2 separate regions of the Homo sapiens genome follow, and region 2 is linked to region 1. Evidence: chromatin loops called from intact Hi-C (ENCODE). Cell type or tissue: Panc1. All regions are shown on one strand. Each heading gives the region's core, and the rest is flanking DNA. Links, peaks and the distances in the headings are about the cores only. Region 1 holds the start of HSD17B6 (hydroxysteroid 17-beta dehydrogenase 6). Region 2 has its middle 76 kb from the start of HSD17B6.

The links. Peaks named below come from ENCODE experiments on the same cell type or tissue, not always from the same donor. Only the 100,000 strongest peaks of a DNase experiment are listed, where the experiment ranks them.
Region 2: a loop joins it to region 1, with 2.3 times the contacts of the local background. A loop is called at or near these places in 7 of 110 quality-filtered maps.

The regions. Positions count from the first base shown.
Region 1 is chr12:56,758,105-56,769,443 of GRCh38, reverse strand. HSD17B6 (hydroxysteroid 17-beta dehydrogenase 6) reads right to left here and starts at 6,120. Exons shown (of 5, transcript NM_003725.4): 1 at 6,030-6,120. In Panc1, for the core only: CTCF peaks have their summits at 5,958 and 6,159 (motif pointing left); a DNase peak (open chromatin) is centred at 6,149.
Region 2 is chr12:56,833,503-56,844,841 of GRCh38, reverse strand. No RefSeq gene overlaps it. Among named protein-coding and RNA genes, the nearest start is that of HSD17B6, 76 kb to the right of the region's middle. In Panc1, for the core only: CTCF peaks have their summits at 4,572 and 4,771 (motif pointing left); a DNase peak (open chromatin) is centred at 4,771; H3K27me3 peaks cover 144 bases.

The DNA of each region.
Region 1 (11,339 bases), core at 4,722-7,221:
CATTGCTTGAAGCTACTCTCCCACAAAGATCTTGAAAAGCTAGGCCAGGCACGGTGGCTCACGCCTGTAATCCCAGCACTTTGGGAAGCTGAGGCAGGCAGATCACCTGAGGTCAGGAGTTCGAGACCAGCCTGGGCAACATGACTAAGCCCCATCTCTACTAAAAATACAAAAATTAGCTGAGTGTGGTGGCAGTGCCTGTAGTCCCAGCTACTTGGGAGGCGGAGGCACAAGAATCGCTTAAACCTGGGAGGCAGAGGTTGCAGTAAGCCAAGATCACGCCACTGCACTCCAGCTTAAGTGACAGAGTGAGACTCTGCCTCAAAAAAAAAAAAAAAAACCTTGAAAAGCTGAAACTGCCCTCTCTGCACAGCCCCATCCTATCTTTGGGGCTCTTCCCCTCCCCCCACTCCCCTCTACTTCTTTCTTCCTGCTCTGCCTTCCTTTTCCTCAGTCTCTCTCTATTACTGCAATCCTCTCACAGTTTCATTTGCCTCCTTATTCAGCACAGGTCTCATAGTTGGCCATTTTAGGGGTGCTTCACTAGCACCCCAAAGCCTTTACCATCCATGTTCTCTAGCTGCCAGCTGCCAAGTGGTGCTAGAGAAAGACCAGAAAACAAACTTTTATACAACAAATCAATGTTATCCTATCTCAGCTGCGCCCCCTCCCCCCCGCCCACCGCCAATATAAGGCAAACCTTCTGTTTGCCTCCATTTGACTCCTCCCTTATTATTTCGCAACAACACCTGTTCCAAATCTTTACTAGCCTTCAAAATTTCCCAACCTCATGTTTACCTAGCTCTCCTTCCACAGATGAGCATACACGTTGCTTCCCTGCCAAAATCCAGATCTGCTCAACCTGGACACTCTAATTCCTACCCACAACATTTTGCCTGTCATCTCAGGGGGTTCCAGGGCCCAGTGAGGCTACCTCTGCTCTAAATTTCTCTGTATTGTCTTCTATCCTCTTTCTTCTGCCTTTCATCCTCCCTAAGACCATCCTAACCTGCCACCCCTTTAATAACCATCCTCTCTCTTCCCCATATGGCCAAAATATTCAAAGGGCAAGCACAGGCCCTCTATTTTCTTGCCACCCACGAGCTCCTTGCACTTCACCTTCCATTCCCATCACTCTCTGGAAACTCTCTCACAGCTCACCAAGGACCTATTAGCAGACAATTCCCAAGGCTTCCTCTCTCTTCTCCTCAGACCTCACTGCAATATTTAGCACATTCTTTTTTCTTATGATTTTATCTGATTCTTAGATCCTAACCTGGCCTTCAGTGAAGAAGAAGAAGATTGCTTTCAGATCGTGCCATGCTCTCATTGGATTCTGTCTGTGACTCCCTGTCACCCACAGGATAAAGTCAGAACTCCTCAGCTTGACACACGATAATAATAGTGAACAGTTATAGAGAACTTTCCTTGCCAGGCACTGTGTGAAACCATATATATATATACACAATATACACACACACACACACATGGTTTCACACATATATATGTGTGTGTGTGTATATTGTATACGTGTGTGTATACATTGTATATATATGTGTATATACGTGTATATATACACGTATACACACACATATATTTTTATATATACACATATATACACACATATATATTATATATACACACATATATATTATATATACATAATATACACAATATATACACATATATATACGTATATATAATACATATATATTATATATGTGTGTATATATGTGTATATATAATATACCCTCTATTGTGTATATATAATATATACACTATATATATAATATATATAATATATTAATATAATATATATGTTATATATTAATATATGTATGTGTATATATATAATATATATACACAATAGAGGGTATATGCAATTATTTTGTTTTTGTTTTTTTTTTGTTTTCGTTTTGTTTTGTTTTGAGAGGGAGTCTCGCTCTGTCCCCGGGCTGGAGTGCAGTAGCGCGATCTCGGCTCACTGCAAGCTCTGCCTCCCAGGTTCACGCCATTCTCCTGCCTCAGCCTCCCGAGTAGCTGGGACTACAGGCGCCTGCCACCACGCCCGGCTAATTTTTTTTTTTTATTTTTTAGTGGAGACAGAGTTTCACCGTGTTAGGCAGGATGGTCTCGATCTCCTGACCTCGTGATCCTCCCACCTCAGCCTCCCAAAGTGCTGGGATTACAGGCGTGAGCCACCGCGCCTGGCAGTGTATGCAATTATTATGCCCACTTTTCACATGAGGAAACTGAAGCACAGATTAAGGCAAGAATTAAGTGACTTTTCCAAGGTGAAACAGAGTGAATAGTAGAGACAGGATCAACTCCAGAGTGTTCACCTGCAGAAGCCTTGCATCTAACCACTGCACTACACTGCCTTTCCCTTTCAAGACCAGCCTGGGCAACATGACTAAGCCCTATCTCTACTAAAAATACAAAAATTAGCTGATTTTTCATGGTCAGGCCATGGCCTACGTTTGCCCCTTGGCTCCTGTCTCTCACAGCCAGAAGCCATAGTTTAATCCTTCTGACTACCCAATTTGAAGCACACGCTTCTCCGTTCACTTCTGAGATGCTCTACTCCCGTTCTCCTACAGCAGTCACAGACAGCGTCCCTTCCCCTTCACCCCTCCCAGCTCCTCCTCTCCCTTCTCTACCCTAAATGCAAGGACTCCTCAATGCCTCTTGATTGGCCTATCACAGAAGCTTTCTCACTAACCCCACAGTGTCACTCTCACTTCCCCTCTCATCCACATAGGGCTGTCTGGTTAATTTCCCTAAAGCGCAGCTCTGCCGATGTCACTCCCTGAATAGCATTCAACCTACTGAAAATCTAAATCTAAAACCTTAGTTGTACAAGGCCCTCCATGATTGGATCTTGACCTTTTCTCCCCCTCCTCTTTCTCACACTGCCTATGTTCCATCAAAACCAAAGAGCTTTAAAATGAAGGAAGTATGATTTGCTGAGCCTTGGAGGACAGATGGTATTTGACATGCAGAGATTGGGAACCAGGGCATTTCAGGCAAAGGGAATAGTGAGAGCAAAGACCTGGAACATGGCAAGTACAGAGCACTAATAAATGGAGATACCAACAAGACTACTCTGGATGATTCCGACTACCTTTTGTCACACGCGTCCCAGTGAAGAGATCACCAAACAGGCTTTGTGTGAGCAACAAGGCTGTTTATTTCACCTGGGTGCAGGCGGGCTGAGTCCGAAAAGAGAGTCAGCAAAGGGAGATGGGGTGGGGTCATTTTATAGGATTTGGGTGGGTAGCGGAAAATTACATTTAAAGGGGGTTTTTCTCTTGCAGGCAGGGGTGGGGGTCATAAGGTGCTCAGTGGGGGAGCTTCTGAGCCAGGAGAAGGAATTTCACGAAGTTAATCACTCAGTTAATGTGGGGCAGGAACAAATCACAGTGGTGGAATGTCATCAGTTGAGGCTATTTTCACTTCTTTTGTGGATCTTCAGTTGCTTCAGGCCATCTGGATGTATACATGCAGGTCACAGGGGATGTGATGGCTTAGCTTGGGCTCAGAGGCCTGACACCTTTCCTTTTCTTTCTTTCCAAGAACCTCTCTGCATGAGCTTTCCTGCCCCAACCCTGATTTTGTGGATAGTATAGAATCATGAGGCTGGGCACAGTGGCTCACACTTGTAATCCCAATACTTTAGAAGGCTGAGGTAGGCGAATTCCTTGAGGAGTTCGAGACCAGCCTGAGCAACATGGCAAAATCCCATCTCTACAAAAAATACAAAAACTAGGCAGGCATGGTGGGGAGTGCCTGTAGTCCCAGCTACTCTGGAGGCTGACACGGTGGGGGGAGGGGGTGGGAATCACTTTAGCCTGGGAGGTCGAGGTTGCAGTGAGCCATGATTGCACTACCGCACTCTATCCTGGGCAACAGAGCAACACCCTGTTTGGAAAAATTAATAAATAGATAATAAGAAAAAAAAGGATTGGTTTTTTGTGTGTGTGTTTTTGTTTTTGTTGTTGTTTGTTTTGAGACGGAATCTTGCTCTGTCGCCAGGCTGGAGTGCAGTGGCGTGATCTCAGCTCACTGCAACCTCTGCCTCCCAGGTTCCAGCGATCCTCCGGCCTTAGCCTCCTGAGTAGCTGGGACTACAGGCATGCAACACCATGCCCGGCTAATTTTTGTATTTTTTAGTAAAGACAAGGTTTTACCATATTGCCCAGGCTGGTCTCAAACTCCTGACCTCGTGATCCGCCTGCCTCAGCCTCCCAAAGTGCTGGGATTACAGGCGTGAGCCACCGCACCCAGCCTAAAAAAAAATTTTCTTAAATAGAATCATGAGGCCAGGCATGGTGGCTCATGCTTTTAATCCCAGAACTTTGGGATGCGAGGCAGGCAGATCACTTGAGGCCAGGAGTTCAAGACCAGCCTGGCCAACATAGCGAAACCTCGTCTCTACTAAAAATACAAAAATTAGTCAGGTGTGATGGCGGGCGCCTGGAATCCCAGCTACTCAGGAGGCTGAGGCAGGAGAATAGCTTGAACCTGGGAGGCAGAGGCCGCAATGAGCTGAGATCATGCCACTGCACTCCAGCCTGGAAGACAGAGTGAGACTCTCTCTCAAAAGAAAAAAATAAAAAATAGAATCATGAGCATAGACTCTGAGGCCAGATGGCCTGGGTTCAAAATCAGGCTTCGAGATTTACTTGTTCTGCAGCCTTGAGTAAGTGAACTGGCCTCTGTTCCTGTGTGCTCGTGTTCAAAATGGGAAAAAGAAACCTCAGTGATTTATTGAGAGGGTTAAATAAGTTAATGCATGTAAAGCAATACATAATTGTTAGATATTAGTATTATTTTGGGTAGTTGTTGTCTTATTATTGCCATATTGCCTTTCTCCCTGAGCCCTGTCTCTTCCCCTGAGCTTTCATAGAAGGAAACTGTGCCATGGGAATGTGCATTATCTGGTGCATTACACCACCACTTTTCTACAGTATGCATAACTCCACATATTGCAACATCCTTAATCATTTCTATCAGCTCTTTATCACTATTTTGGGCCATGCTCGTGCACCTTAACTTCCTTCTGTCTCAAGCGAGGACCTCTCTCTCTGCAATATAATACATGGCAAAGTAAGAAGTAGCCTTTATTCCCTTCTTTGGTTAAAATCTTCAGACATGGGTTTGTCTATAAACTCCAGTCAGCTTAGTCACTGATCCTAAGAGCAAGTCTGTAAACAGCACATGGCTCCCTGAACTGATCCACCATGACATTCTTTTCTTCCCACTTGGGCATACAGGCTAAGTATTCCTCAAGTCAATAATTGTTTTTTCTTTTCTTTTTGATTTTCTTTTTTTTTTCTTTTTTTCTTTCTTCTTTTTTTTTTTTTTTTTTTTTTGAGACACGGTCTCACTCTGTCATGTAGGCTGGAGTGCAGTGGTGCAATCACAGCTCACTGTAGCCTCGACCTCCTGGGCTCAGGTGATCCTCCCACCTCAGCCTCCCAAGTGGCTGGGACCACAGGTGTGCACCACCACACCTAGCTAATTTTTTGTATTTTTTGTAGAGACAGGGTTTCATCATGTTGCCCAGGCTGGTCCCAAACTCCTGAGTTCAAGGGATCCTCACTCCTCAACCTCTCAGAGTTCTGGGATCTTGGCCCAATCACAGAAGGCCCCTTTCCGCTTACCCAAAGTTTCACAAACTTACCCAACAGCTATCAGCATTAACCATTAAAGAGCTTGTTTCCCCCACTGCCGAGAATCCCGTTTTCAGAGGATACCCAGAGTCCCTATTTGTAAGTATGAAATCACTCCCAACTTGTAACCAGTACTCTCCCAAACTTCATGGGAGTAAAGATCAAAAAAGCAGAGCAAGCAATCGTGACAAAATTTCTTTCACGAATCAAAGTTGAAGGATCTTTTAAGATGATAAAAAATCATAATCAAAACCTGTCTCCAAACAGACCATATCCCATATCCCCTACACACACACACACACACACACACACACACACACACACACACACAACCACCCTTACCCACCTACATACCGGACTTGCTTAGGAAGAGTCCAGTCCTAGAGACTTGAAAGGACTTCTTTGCAGACCAGGCAGCAGTCGGCTTCCTCCTGCCCCAACTGCTGCCCACTCCAACCTCTGCATTGCTCTTATAACACCTCCCTCTTGTGGTAAGAGTCCAGGCTGCTTCACTCCCTCATAGGGTTCTCACCAGTGTCATCCTTGATCAGCTGCAGAATCAGATCTGTTACTACCAAAATGAAAAACAGAAAGAAAGAAAAGAGCTGCCCTGACCAGAGAGTCTTGTATGCTCCTCAGCCCCCATCCTCTAATTTTTTTTTTTTTTTTTTGAGACAGAGTCTCGCTCTGTCACCCAGGCTGGAGTGCAGTGGCATGATCTCGGCTCACTGCAACCTCCACCTCCCGGGTTCAAGCAATTCTCCTGCCTCAGCCTCTGGAGTAGCTGGGGTTACAGGCGCCTGTAAAAATTTTTGTATTTTTAGTAGAGATGGGGTTTTACCAAGTTGGCCAGGCTGGTCTCGAGCTCCTGGCCTCAAGTGATCCACCTGCCTTGACTTCCCAAAGTGCTGGGATTACACATGAGCTGACGCACCCAGCCCTCTATTTAATTACTGAGACAGGGTTTCCCTCTGTCACTCAGGCTGGAGTGCAGTAGCACAATCTGGGCTCACTGCAGCCTCGACCTCCCAGGCTCAAGTGATCCTCCCACCTCAGCCTCCAGAGTAGCTGGGACTAAAGGTGCACGCCACCATGCCCAACTAATTTTGAGTTTTTTTGTTTGTTTGTTTGTTTGTTTGTTTTTTGTAGAGATGGGGTTTCACCAGCTTGCCCACACTGGTCTCGAACTCCTGGGCTCAAACGATCTGCCTGCCTCAGCTTCCTAAAGTTCTAGGATTACAGGCGTGTACCACCGTGCCTGGTCCCATCCTCTAATTTAAACTGGAATATTACAATGCAAATCCCCTGCTGGAATGGGGTCAGAGGGCAGGTTGATTTTAGCAAAGCCCACTTCTTAAGACTGCCAACCTGAGATCAGCTGCTGCAAGCTGGGGCTGGCTCAGTCACCTTTCTGAAAGAACTGCAGCTGTTTCATAGCTTGAGCCCTGGACCTAGGGTTGTGTGTGTGTGTGTGTGTGTGTGTGTGTGTGTGTGTATATATATATATATATATTTTTTTTTTAAGTAACAGCTTTATTGAGGCATAATTCACATATCATACCATTCACTCTTTTGAAGTGTACGATTCAATGGGTTTTAGTATATTCACAAGGTTGTGCAACAATCATCACTATCTAGTTTCAGAATACTTTTATTATCCCAAAAGAACCCCATACTCCTTAGCAGTCACCTCCCATTCTTTCCTCCCACACCCCACTCCTGGCAACCAGTAATCTACTTTCCATGTTTGTGGATTTGCCTATTCTGGACACTTCATATAAATGGAATCACACAATATGTGACCTTTGTGACTGGCTTCTTCTGTTTAGCATAATGTTTTCAAGGTTCATCTATTTATCAGTACTTCATTTTAATGTCTGAATCATATTCCATTGTGTGGCTATTCCACGTTTTGTTTATGCATCCATCAACTGATAAACATTTGGGTTGTTTCTGCTTTTTTGTGTTATTATGAATAATGCTGAAACGAATATTTACATACAGATTTTTTGTGTGGACATGGGCCTTCAATTCTCTTGGATATATGTACCCTAAGAGTGAAATTGCTGGGTCAAATGATAACTCTATTTTTAACATTTTGAGGAATTCCCAAACTGTTTTCCAAAGAGGCTGCACCATTTTACAATCTCACCAGCTTCATATGAGGGTTCCAAATTCTCCACATGCTCACCAACACTTATTATCTTTTTTTTTTTTTTTTTTTTTTTGAGAGGGAGTCTCACTCTGTCACCCAGGCTGGAGGACAGTGGTGCAATCTCACCTTACTGCAACCTCTTCCTCCTGGGTTCAAGTGATTCTCCTGCCTCAGCCTCCTGAGTAGCTGGGATTACAGGTGCATGCCACCACACCCAGCTAATTTTTGTATTTTTAGTAGAGACGAGTTTTCGCCATGTTGACCAGGCTGGTCTCAAACTCCTGACCTCAAGTGATCCACTCACCTCGGCCTCCCAAAGTGCTGGGATTACAGGCATGAGCCACCGTGCCTGGCCATATTATCTTTTTTATTTTAGCCATCCTAGTTGGTATGGATTGATATCTCACTGTGGTTTTGATTTGCATTTCCCTAATGATTAATGATGTTGAGCATCCTTTCATGTGCTTATTGGCTATTTGTTTGTCTTCTCTGGTGAAATGCCTATTCAAATCTTTTGCTCATTTTTTGTCTTATATTAAATGTGACGAGTCACAGTACGACCCCGTAGTAAAATCGTACTTAGGGAGAATCACAACAGTACCTCAAACTCAACACATTCAAAACTAAAATGATGATGATTCACTGCAATCTGGTCCTCCTCATTTTCATGTTATTTCCTATCTGCATATGTATTCAACAAATTTAATAAGTGCTTAATAGATGCCAGGCAACTCCCTTCCATCCAGTTGCCCAAGTCTGAAACCTGGGAATCATCCTAGACCCCTTCCTCATCCCCCATGTCCAATCAATATTAATTCTACCTCCTTAAAGTCATTATGTCCATCCCATCCCTTCCATCTCCACTTTACTGCCTTAGCTCAGGCCATCAGTATTTCTCACCTGGTTTCCGGCAACAGTCTGCTAGGATTGCTCCACCTCTGGTTTCTCTCTACCCTCCTATTTGCCCTCTACAGGGCTCCAGAGTTTATTTATAAAACACAACTCTGAGGCCGGGGGCGGTGGCTCACACCTGTAATCCCAGCACTTTGGAAGGCCGAGGTGGGAAGATCACTTGAGCCTAGGAGTTCGAGACCAGCTTGGCCAATATTGCAAAACCCCGTCTCTACACAAAATACAAAAATTAGCCGGGTGTGGTGGCACATGCCCATAATCCCAGCTACTCGGGAGGCCGAGGTGGGAGGATCACCTGAGCCTGGGAAGGTTGAAGCTGCAGTGAGCCATGATCATGCCACTGCACTCCAGCTTGGATGACAGAGACCCTGTCTCATAAATAAACAAACAAACAAACAAAACACAACTCTGATTATGTTTCTACTCTGCTTAAAACCCTTCAATGAGCCAGGAATGGTAGCTCACATCTGTAATCCCAGCACTTTGGGAGGCCAAGGCAGGTGAATCAGTTGAGGTCAGGAGTTCGAGACCAGCCTGGCCAACATGGCAAAACCCCACCTCTACTACCAATACAAAAAAATTAGCTGGGAATGGTGGCACATAACTGTAATTCCAGCTACTAGGGAGGCTGATGCATGAGAATCGCTTGAACCCAAGGGTCATCGCTTGAGCTGAGATGGCGTCACTGCACTCCAGCCTGGGTGACAGAGTGACACTCTGAAAAAAAAAAAAAAAACCCTTCCATGGCTTCCCATTGTCTTCACACAAATCCAAATTCCTATGAAGGAACAAGGCTTAATGTTGTGCTTTAATGTGAATCTGCCAATCCTTTATTTCAAGCAGTCTGCAAGGAGAAAGCTAGAGCCAAAACATGTATAGCCTTATGGCTAACAAGAGAACCTACACAATATTTATATTGGCAGATTGCTTATCTAAAGTCTGGTAGGTTAATTTACAGTTTAGGTTTTAAATACTCAGTTTCCTATACCAAACGCACCAAATAGATTAAAGAGCAATTGCAACGTCCCAGAACACGTTTTATTGGCTTTGTGATCATCACGTGCTCTGTTAGAGGGAACATTCCTGTGAGATCAATCCAAAACTCTGGCATTTAAACAAATATGATGGAACTCTCTGCTACTTTTCAGTAGTTTATGATAACAAGAGACAGAGCTTATCATATTTAAACTGAGATGTGACTTTGGCCCCATTCTCCTTTTGTTTATTATGCTCCTGTGTCAATAGAACATATTTGAAACTGTCCTTATGAACCTTTGAAAATTAATCAGGAAAGCAGGGAGAGAAAGAAATGAAAACAAACCAAGCTTGCAACACATTCAGCATTAATCATTAGGTCAGCCGGCTCTCTGACCTGCTTTCTCATCGTTGTTTAGGCATATTGTCCTAGAATCACATAGATCAGACAGTATAGTTCCCCTTAACTGCTCTATTATAGATAACAACTTGAACATTATAAAATGTTGTTTCCATTTGAGATATCCTTTCAGGTCCTGCACACCAGTGAAACTAATGAGGTCAGCTGATCTGAAGGACCCCATCGACATCAGCAGTTCTGAAGGATCATACAAGGAGCTGACTCACTGAATGCAGTTTCCACATCCTGACGACTTCATCCCTTTGACCCCAACCACTCAATGACCCCAATTTTCCAGTCCCTCATTCTCCACAATCCCCTTAAAAACCCCAGCCCAGAACTCCTCAGGGAGATGGACTTGAAGATCTCCTCTCATCTCCTTGCTCAGCCGCCCTGCAATCATTAAACTCTTTCTCTGCTGCAAACCCTACTGTCTCAGTGTATTGGTATGTTGCTGTGCAGTGGGCATACAAACCTGTTGGTCCTGTAACATATTTTCTAATCTTCTCTTCTTTATTTTATTAACAAGGAAAATAACTAACATAGGAGTACTCCAAGTTTTCAAGCAACTTACTTACTTCAACAGGATTTTAACTCCCAAGGCTTCTTGTCAAATATTAATAGGATCAATAGTTTATTTTCATTTTAACCAAATAAAGTAGATGATGAATAATTTTTACTTCCACACTCCTTAACTTGGCAGGCAATGCTCTGACCATGGCTTACCTCTTAGCCCCATCTCTCACTATACCCTCCCTTGAAGTCTGGGCTCTGTCCATATGAAACTATTGGCAGCTTCCCAAAAGTGCCATTTATACTTTTGTGCCTGTGTTCCCTGTACTAATCTTATCCATGTCTTAAGAACATGGCAAAACAAATAGACAGTTGGGTTAAAAATGCACCTATAATACTTCATTACGCTTTTTTGGGGCGGGGGGACAGGGTCTTGCTCTATCACCAGGCTGGAGTACAGTGGCATAATCACAGCTCACTGCAGCCTCAACCTCCTGGGCTCAAGCAATCCACCTCAGCCTCCCTGGGACTACAGGCATGAGCAACCATGCCACACTAATTATTGTATTTTTTGTAGAGATGGGGTTTCGCCATGTTGGCCAGGCTGGTCTCAAACTTCTGAGCTCAAGTGATCCACCTGCCTCTGCCTATCAAAATGCTAGGATTACAGACATGAGCCACCATGCCCAGCTCATTCATTACACTTTTT
Region 2 (11,339 bases), core at 3,590-6,089, 77 kb before region 1:
AGAAATAAGGAATTCAGTCTTCATAGAAAAATAAGATCAATATAGAAGACCAAGAACTTCTGGTTCAGAACTCAGACCTACATAAAGAAGTGTTGTGCAGGAAGGCTTACATGGAAAAAGCAAAAAAATAAAATAAAATAAAATTGAAAATACATAAAGAAGAGAAGAGCATCAGAAAAGGAATAAGTGAAAGTAAAATAAATAATTTTATTCTTAATTGATGTAACAGTTTGTTCAAAATAATAATAGCAGCAATGTATTTGATTTTACATACACACATACACACACATATATTATACTCCCATACCTGTGGGTTCCCCGTTAGTGGATTCAACCAACTGTGGATCAAAAATATTCACACACAAAAAAGAAGGCCAGGCACAGTGGCTCACACCTTTAATCTCAAGTGCTTTGGGAGGCCAGTGTACACGGGAGGATCACTTGACGCTAGGAGTTCAAGACCACCCTGAGCAACATAGCAAGTCCCAGTCTCTACAAAATAAAAAGTTAGCTAGGTGTGGTGGTGCACCCCTGTAGTCCCAGCTACTTGAAAAGCTGAGGTGGGAGGATCATTTAAGCTCAGGAGTCTGAGACTAAAGTAAGCCATGATCATGCCACTGCACTCCAGCCTGGATGACAGAGCAAGACCTTGACTGAAAAAATTGTTTTTCAAAAAAAATTAAAAATAACAATGCAACAATAAAAATAATACAGATTTTAAAACAGTACAGTATAATAATTTACAGGAGGTTAAAATACAGGAGGATGTACATAGGCTATATGCAAAAACTATGCCAATTTGTATAAGGGATTTGAGCATCTGCAGATTTTGGTATTGGCCAGGGGGTCCTGGAAACAATCTCCTGTGGTTACTGAGGGATGATTGTGTGTGTGGGGGGGTGTGCATGTGTGTGTGTCTACATAAATATACACACATATGTACAGAACATATATGTATAAGTGAAATGAATGACAGCAATGATTCAGAGGGGACAGGAGAGAGGAATTAGAATTATTTTGTTATTATTTTGTTATTTTGTTACTCACACTACCCATGAAGTGGTATAGTGTTATTTGAAAGTGGACTTGGATTAATTGTAAATATACATTGCAAACTCTAGGGCAACCACTAAACTAAAAAATTTTAAGGCTGGGCACGGTGGCTTCATGCCTGTAATCCCAACACTTTGGGAGGCCGAGGCGAGCGGATCACGAGATCAGGAGATCAAGACCATCCTGGCTAACACAGCAAAACCCCGTCTCTACTAAAAATACAAAAAATTAGCCGGGTATGGTGGCAGGCGCCTGTAGTCCCAGCTACTAAGGAGGTTGAGGCAGGAGAATGGCATGAACCGGGGAGGCAGAGCTTGCATTGAGCTGAGATTGCGCCACTGCACTCCAGCCTGGGCGACAGAGCAAGACACCGTCTCAAAAAAAAAAAAAAGTTTAGAAAGAAGTACAACTGATATGCTTAAAAAGTAGAAAAAAAATAGAGTCATATAAAATGCTCAATTAAAACCACAAAAGACAGAAAAAACAATAGAAGACAAAAATAGGAAAAAAGAACAAGAGCAACAAATAGAAAACAGCAAAAAATATGATAGATACTAATTCAATTATGTCAATAATCCCTTTGAATGTCAATAGTCTAAATAGACCAATTAATTAACAGGGTTTGTCTGAGGAAATAGAAAAACAGGACCCAACCAGTAGTCTGTCTACAAGAAACCCACTTTTTATATAAAAACATATATAGATTAAAAGTAAATTGGGCCAAGCGTGGTGGCTCACACCTGTAATCCCAACACTTTGGGAGGCCGAGGTGGGCAGATTCCCTGAGGTCAGGAGTTTGAGACCAGCCTGGCCAACATGGCGAAACCCCATCTCTACCAAAAATATAAAAAATTAGCCGGGTGTGTTGGCATGTGACTGTAATCCCAGCTACTCGAGAGGCTGAAGCAGGAGAATTGCTTGAACCTGGGAGGTGGAGGTTGCAGTGAGTAGAGATCGTGCCACTGCACACCAGTCTGGGCAACAGAGCAAAACTCCATCTCCAAAAAAAAAGAAAAAAATTAGCCAGGGATGCTGGTGCCTGCCTGTAGTCCCAGCTACTCAGGAGGCTGAGGCATGAGAATTGCTTCAACCCAGGAGGCAGAGGCTGCAGTGAGCTGAAATTGTGCCACTGCACTCCAGCCTGGGTGACAGCGTGAGACTCTTGTCTCAAAAAAAAAAAAGAAAAAAGAGAGAAAGAAAAGAAAAAGAAAGAAAGTAAGAAAAAAAAATATCAACAGAGTAAACAGACAACCTACAGAATGGGAGAAAAGTTTTGCAAACTATGCGTCTGGCAAAGATCTAATATCTAGCACCTATAAGAAACTTAAACCAATTTACAAGGGAAAAAAAACATTAAAAAGTGGACAAAGGACATGAAAAGACACTTTTCAAAAGAAGACATAACATGTGGCCAAAAAGCATATGGAAAAAAAAGCTCGACATCACTGATCATTAGAGAAATGCAAATCAAAACCACAATGAGATACCATTTCACACCAGTCTGAATGGCTGGTATTAAAAAGTCGAAAAATAACAGATGCTGGGAAGGTTGTAGAGAAAAACACCTATACACTGTTGGGAGTGTAAATTAGTTCAACCGTTACAGAAAACAGTGTGGCAATTCCTTAAAGACCTAAAGACAGAACTACCATTCAACCCAGAAATCCCATTACTGGGTATATACCCAAAGGAATGTAAGTTACTCTATCATAAAGACACATACATGCATATGTTCATTCCAGCACTATTCACAATAGCAAAGAGATGGAATCAACCTAAATGCCCATCAATGATAGACTGGATAAAGAATGTGGTACATAAACACAATGGAATACTATGTAGCCATTCAAAAGAATGAAATCACGTCCTTTGCAGGGACATGGATGGAATTGGAGGTCATTATCCTTAGCAGACTAATGCAGGAACAGAAAACCAAATACTACATGTTCTCATTTATAAGTGGAAGCTAAATGATGAGAACACATGGATATATAGAGGGGAACAATGAACACTGGGGTCTATCAGAGGGTTGAGGGTGGGGATAGGGAGAGGATCAAGAAAAATAACTAATGGGTACTAGCCTTAATACCTGGGTGATGAAATAATCTACACAACAAACCCCATGATACACGTTTACCTATGTAACAATCCTTCACGTGTACCCCGATCTTAAAATAAATGTTAAAAAAAGAAACCTTTCTTCTTTTCTAATATAGGCATTTAGTGTTATAAATTTCTCTCTAAGCACAGCTTAGCCCCACTCCACAAACTTTAATGTACCACATTTTCATTTTCACTCAGTTGAAATATATTCTAATTTTTCTTTGTATTTCTTTTTTAATCCATGCATGTATCATTTAGCCAAATATTTTGTAATTTTCCAACTACTGGGAGATTTTTTGGATACTTTTCTGTTATTTATTCCTAATTTAATTCCATTGTGGTCAGAGAACATACTTTTTAAGGTTTAGAAGATTTTCTTTCTTTCCCAAGGTGAAGGAGAGACCCCTGCCATGGGACTCTCCCTGATAGCCCTCGTGGGCCTGTACTACCTTCTGCGCTGGTAGTGGGAGAGACAGGTGGTGAGCCTCCCTTGAGATAACTGCTTCATCATGGGCTGTGACTCGGGCTTCGGGAATCTGCTGGCAAGACAGCTGGATACGCAAAGCTTGAGGGTGCTGGCTATGTGTCTGATGGAGAAGGAGGCAGAGCAGCTGAGGGGCCAGACTTCAGACAGGCTGGAGACGGTGACCCTGGACATCACCAAGACAGAGAATATCGCTGCAGCCACCCAGGGAGTGAAGGATGCATGGGGGACAGAGTACAGTGCAGGGGATGGATGGCGGGGGCAGTGGGGGAGTCTGTCCTTCAGACAAATTGCTTTGTCCTCAATGTCTCTGGTTAGCCAGATAATGTTCCAGGTACAAAATATTAGGGGTTAGCTTAGGCATATACTGGGGATGTGTTTTCATTGCTGACAGATACATTATGAATGATGACTGTTCTTAGGACTGACAAATACAAGCATTTTTATGAGAACAGTGAATGAATGCTTGGAATCAAGATTGCTCTGAAATATTCAGGTTGTGTGGTACGTGTATATATCTGGGTAGAAGGAGGGAATGAATGAAAGATAGGGAGGTATAGATAATAAAGGTATAGAAACTGGTATAGAAAGCAAACTGCAAGAACAGTGGCCCTCAAAAATCCAGGGCATGAAAATGCTAACTTAGTAAATAAGAGGTGCTTATTCTTTTTCACTCTTATTTGGAGAAACTTACTTCACAAAAGGATTCTTAGCTGCATCCTTTAAAGCAGGAGGTAATTACACTGTCTACATTTTATTTTGCCTTACTGAGGGTGGATCACTTGTGTAAATCAGTGTTTTCCAAGCTTACTTAATCATAAGATGAGAAAGACCTGATTAATCGAGGGGGATTCTTAATAAGTTTTATTATTCAAAAAGTACCCCTAGCTGAGTCTTAGTATGAGGCAATCAAATCACATCTATATTCTGATCACTAAGGCATGGTCTGTGTTTTTCTAGGTGTTGTTTTCCTACCATCAGTTGTAAGCTAGAGTTTTTGAAGCAGCCCAGGGAATTGGCAGAAACTTTGTGAGCCTAACCAAAGACTGTAAGACAAGAGCCAAATTTCAATGATTGCTGGAGAAACTCCAAAGCAGGCCATTTGGGGCCCTCTGGTGGCTGGGGGGTACACCGAGCAGGACAGCAGGACCAGCTGCAGCTGAGTTCCAACATGCCATTTTACACATTCCCTTGACTTATCATGGCAGATCTTGACTCTCATCCTTGCATCAATGTGGCACAGGCCTCAGGGCCAGCTGGCATCCTACACAAGTCCTCTGAGGGGTGAGGGACAGAAAACCCCACAGGGAGAGGCTGAAGCCAAAAGGTCTCCTAATCAGCCTGAGGCACCAGGAATAAACTTAAGGTCCAACAAAGTCAGGTCTTTTGTCCTATTGCCATGAGGAAGACTGCATACCAGGGGACTCATGGGTTGTCTGATCAAAGGAAAAGAGAATTATTATAGGATATGGAGATGAAGCAATTTCTTGATAGACTCCAAGCAAAGCAGGGCTCTGTGAAAAGAGATCAACTCCAGGTCTGGATTACAAAATGGTCCCAAGGTCTTGTTTCATTAGAAAGCACAGTTTAGATGTGAAATGTTTCCAGCAACCCCTATCTAAAGTTCTGCACCTGGGTTATATAATGAGGCTGCTTCTGTGTCAAAGTGACTCAGGCAAGGGTGGGATATTCATTTTTATGATATAATTTTTTTAGACATGAGGTTTTGCTTTATTCCCCAAACTGGTCTCAAACTTCTTGCCTCAAGCCATCCTCCCACCTTGGCCTCCCAAAGTGCTGGGATTATAGATGTGAGTCACCATACCTGGCCTCTTACAATAGAATTTTAAACACTGAAGTGTTTGATAGTCTTTGCTTTTACAGAACAAGATTTCTCAGTGAGTAAAAAGTCTATAGTCACTCAAAGAAAGAGGTCGTTAAGACACTTTACAGTTGCAGCATGTCCTTCAAAAAACCCTTTGGCCAGCCAGAAAGATACTTTCTCTGTTCAAATTAATATTTACTTTCTCAAGGATCAGGGCAGGGCATTGAGAGGGGTGAGTGCAGGAGAGGGAGGTTGGTGAGCAGCACAAGGACTTGCCTTCTTTAGAATTCAATCTGTAGTTATCTTGCATTTCCCTCCTGCACATATCCCTTCTGCTCCAAATTTTGAAAGGAAATAGGGAATTAATATTCTCTCCCTGACCCTGGAGTCCTCCCGTCCCCGGGGCCTTGGGTCCAGGCATGACCAAAGGAAGTGAATATTTTAGCCCTGGGACTATTTCTGTTTGAGGAAAGTAAAATGTCTTCCTTTTGAGATTTGAGCAAGCAAAGCCTTCTTACAGCTCTTGACAGCAGCATAGATTTGTGGTTAAAACTCACAAGGAAACCGCTTAATCTGTTTTTCTTAGGTTTCTGATTTACTTGGCAACAAACTAAGGCCAAAAAAAGGCCGGGAAAATGGAATCCCTTCTGTCTTTGCTCCCGCCTGGCTAGCTTTCTACCCACGTGGATTACCCCCCTGGCATGCTCAAACAGCTGAAGATTCTAATGCCTCATAAATAAAACTGTGTGATAGTTTTTAATAAACAAAAACAAAATCTTTTTAAAATGTGGCTATCACTAGTTCACTGAAAATTACTTGGCTACCATTAATTTGTTTTAACATAATTACTTATCACTTTTCATCTTGCAGGATCAGGAATTTGTTTCAGGTAATGATAACTAATCTATAATTTATTTTTAAATGCCATAATGTTTAGGAACAAATTTAATCAACTAATGAGGTTGATATATTCTAATTACACTCAAATCAGTGTTTTTTATTTTGCTATTGTCCTTATAATCTGGAGAAAATAATGTTTGAGAACCAAAAGAAATTTTGTGGATCCTTGAAAATTTCCTAGACACAGAGCCTACAGTAAAGTGGCCATGCTAGAAATGCTTCTTTATTTCTCTCCTCTTCCTCTCCCTTTTATAGGAATAAAACTCAGACGAAAAAGGACCTCTGCTATCTCAGATATAAATCTGACTAACTGACTAAAGATTGAAGAGTTTCACAAAGTCATAACCCTCCTTGTTTTCAGAAATAATCCCATTACACCTTGAGGACCTAAATCCCAACTTGCTGGTACTGGCAGCTTCCTAGGTTCACCTTGCCCAACTTTTTCCTCCTCTCTGAACCTAACCCTCTTTTTAAAGGCAATTCCCTCCTTGAACACCTCCATGATGATTCTGTTACAGTAGGTAGCTAGTCAGAGGTGAGCAGGGCAGGAGAGGGCCACTCTCAGCCCCCACCACCAGGAATGTCAGGCAATAATCAGGTGATGGTCAGGCAGTTGTTGCATTGTCTCTAAAAAATAATTGGTCACAGCCAGCACCAGCGAAAGCAACCTCCCAATAGATAGAAACACCCAAACCTAGTAATTAGCAGCTTCCCAATAAGATCTCAGGATTAGGCAAGTAGGCTCAAGAATGCACCCTAAGAGGCAAAATGGCAGACAACCTTCCTCTAGGAACACTGGACTGGTAAGGGAAAAACACCTCATATGAGCGTGCCTACAACTCCAGCAAACACGCTGCACATGTGGCCTCTCCCAAGTGCTAGCAGTCCACTGTGTATGCAGAGAGCCCATCCCAAGGGAAGAATCAGGAGAGAAGGACAGCAAGATCCCAGAGGTATGCCAACATATAAAACCCCAGTCAAACCATGTGCTTGATCTCTCAGGTCGATGATTGGCCCTCTTCCAAGCGTACTTTACTTCCTTTCATTCGTGCTCTAAAGCTTTGTAATAAACTTTCACTCCTGCTCTAAGACTTGCCTCAGTCTCTCCCTCTGCCTTATGCCCCTCAGTCAAATTCTTTCCTCTGAGGAGGCAAGAATTGAGGTTGCTGCAGACCCATATGGATTCACTGCCAGTAACATAAGTTGTTGCCGTGACTCAGATATGCTCTGCTGCTAACATACTTTGGTGCCACGTGACTCATGTCATTTCCTGGTGGTAAGACACCTCTATGCCTCTCCTTCTTTGGCTTGAAGCATTCAATCCCCGTACGTGGTTTCCTTTTTCCCTTTTGCTCTCCTGCTTACTAACAAACCCCCAGAATGATTCCTCTCAGCCACAAGTGGCTCTGCTCCCCCTAGTTGATCTCTCAGCTCACCTGATGGGTGGCTCATGGGGTGGGAAGGACCTTGGGGTCCACATTGAGTAGAAGGAGAACCTAATGGTCCTCCAGGACAGGAGGTGCACAAGAGTGGTAGGGCTAAAGCTAAAACCATGCAATGTCTGGGGTCTTCTCTGCTTTTTCAACTAAAATCACCTCTTTCCCAAGAACCCACACTGCCTTTTCTGTTTTCTCCATGTGTATTCTGAAATGGCCTTGTGCACCCACTGGATTGTACTCCCTGGGGGCAAGTCTGCCTCTTTACTTTCAATTCACATGCCATCTGACTTCTTAAACACACAATCCCTGTTATTTGTGCACCCACAGCTCTTGCTGCATCTGCATGGCCACAAAGACACGGGCTCCCTTGAGGATATCCCCTGAGATTTATACTTGTTTTCACCCTACCAGCTTGGATGACCTCAAACTGTTCTCCGTCTGCTGGCACATTGCCAGGACAGACACTAACTGGAACCCCAGGTCTGCCAGCTCCTTATGACTTAACACATGCTTTTCATTCCTGTTATGCCCCAGGGCCAAGTTTTCCTGTGGCTCTTGAAGCAGTTTGTCTGTACGGGACCTCACTCTGTGGTCTTTTAAGGATCCCATGTACTTGCTTTTTTTGACTTTGCACCCTTTTGGGAGGAGGGGAAATTCTTTCTTTGCCATTTGTGATTTCTTACTCCAAGTCCCAAGTCCTCTGGAGGTTACTACTTTATGTCAAGAGGGCAAATAAATGTTGCCCTCAGGAATTCAAGGGCCGCTGTTTTTACAAACATATGAAGGCTTTCCATGAGTATTCTTCTCACTTCCTCCCACTTCCTCCTGTAGCCTCCATTTCTCTAATTAGTTCCATGCCCTTCTCAATATGCATCAAGACCTCCAAGGTCATATTAGAAGGGAGGGAAGTCCAGCCCCCTTGAAGCAGTTAGCTAAAAAAAAAATATGGGAAATAGGAATCTGAGAAAAGAGGTTATCATTTTGTTGCTAGAATGCTCCAAATGAGAGTCACTATAAGGTCATAGAGATAAGGCTATAGGACAGCCTAAGGCTGCAGGTACAACAGACCCATAGGACAAAGATGAAGGTTCGTCCCAGGCTAACAGATTACCATTAGAACAGAGATGCAGGCAAGTTTAGGGGTACATAGTAAGACTGGTTCATTTCAGAACCCCAAGGATTAACCGGGGGCCCACTGTTCACTCCAGTGTCTCCTCTGTTCTCAAGTGGGTAATTGTGATGAGACGGGACCAAGGTTAAGGGTACACACTGAGACCAGTTCATTCCAGAACCCTAAGGGTTAATGGGGGTTGCCCTATTCAGGATAGAAGGAAAGTAAAAGGGTATGCCTTCTTTTTCCTTTTTTCCTTTTTTGTTCTTCTCTGTTTTCTCTTTGCAGATGGGTAATCGCATCATCATACCACAGGACACGTCCCTCGGATGCATCCCCAAAAACTGGGAAAAGTTTGATTCCCCCAAACCTAAAAAAAAACAAAAAACAAAAAACAAAAACTCATTTTCCTTTATAATACTGTTTGGCCTAAAAATGAACTGACAGAAAATTACAAAAGTCAGCCTTAGAACCCAGTGCCCTTATGCAGGAAATCCGCAAATTAACCTCCTCAGTCTTTCATAACTGACTGCAGAATAAGGAGGACAGGGCTAAGAAAAAGAAAAAAAAAACAGGGACAAGGGGCAGGCTCAGCTGTTGGCTGATTTACAAGCTCTCCAGTCCCCTCCAGATTGCCCTCAGAATACCCTCCCAGGTAACTGCCATTGGTGTGGGGAGCCAAGGCATCAGAAGGCAAACTTCCCCAATGGGATAAATGGGAAAAAAGCCCCTCTAGGCTTGTTCCCTCTGCCACAAGCTCAGCCACTGGAATGGGACTACACTGAGGGCTGAAGAGCCCCTGGGACAAGATCCCAACCTTTGATGGCCTTGAGCTGAAAGGGCTCTCCACTCTGGCTGGCTTCCGAATCAGACATCGTCATCAACAGAATAAAGCCAAGGGCAACTCTGGAGACAGCAAGTAAAATTATAAATTTCCCTTTTGGGTTCAAGACTTGCCTACTCTGTCCTAATCTCCTCTGAGCAGCTCTCCTCCAAATCCAGTCAGGTAATGGGGGCAAATGGCACCTCCTCCCTCCAAAAGAAAAGATTCACACCCCTTTGGGCAAAAATATACTTTCCAAGATGGGTGCTTACTTAGTATTTACCCAACCTTTGAATTCATCTTTCCCTCTAGCCCAAGCTTGTACAACCCATAGCCCATAGGCCACATACAGCCAGGACAGCTTTGAATGTGGCCTAACACAAATTTGTAAACTTTTAAAAAACATTATATTTTTGCTTTTTTTTTTTTTTAGCTCATCAGCTATCATTAGTGTTAGTGTATTTTATGTGTGGCCCAAGACAATTCTTCCAGTGTGGCCCAGGGAAACCAAAAGATTGGACACCCCTGTTGTAGCCCTATTTCTCCTGGGAAAGCTACCTAAATCTTTAATCAAAAACTTCATCCTACACAGTCCTGCCTCAGGGGTTTAGACATAGCCCACACTAAATCGGACAAGCCTAAGCAAAAATCTAACTGAGCAGTCTCTTGAGGGGGGATAACTTCTACTGTACGTAGATAACCTCTTATCTGCTCCCCCTTCACAGGACCCACACAGCAACATACAGTACAAATCTTAACTTTCTAACAGAGGGAAAATGATTTGTTTTATTAAAAGATAAAGTAAAGAGGTATTTTTTGTAAGGAAGGTTATAAAGAGGTTGTGTATGAAAAAGGATCTGGTATGGTAAATTATTGTCCTAAAGTAAAATAACTGGTTGTTTAAACAGAGGGATGCTTAGGACAAGTCAGAAAGACCAGGGATGTCATAATTAGTCTGTGTGAGTCATGAAAAAGATTCTTGAAAGGGAATTTATGAAAGAAATGTTATACAATTTTAAAAGTTATTAGGCCCTCTACATGCTTCATAAACCACTGTTATTACTCTTAACTGTGCAACTTGCCTGCTCTAAAAGTAGGTAAAGCCTGGGGACATGCAGAGTTAGCCACGCCCCCCAGCTATGCTGGAAAGAATCCGACTGTATCTGCACTTCTGTCTGGTGTCCTGGGTGCCACATATAATTAAAATCGCACCAGGTTTTTCACCAAAAGTAAAAGTTACTAAGAGTTAACAGTGAAACATGTACTTGAGACTACTGGAAAAACAGCTTTTCATGCAAGGAGTATAAGGAAAATAGAATGTGTTTTTGGTAAAAGATTATGAGAAGGCATGGGAATGTGGATTTTTTTTTTTTTTTTGCCTAAGTTTAGAGGGTTAAAGGATTGTTTTAAGTTAGGATAAAGCTGAAGGTTTAAGCAAGTTTTGGAAGGTTTATGAAAGATTAATCTTGAAAAAGAAATTCTGTATGTGAACATACTACCTAAATTATAGGGGTATTATTCAGTTTATCCATAAATCAAACATTGGAATAAAAGCACAACATGGACTGAGAAGGGAAAAATGCCTCAAGTGAGCATGCATA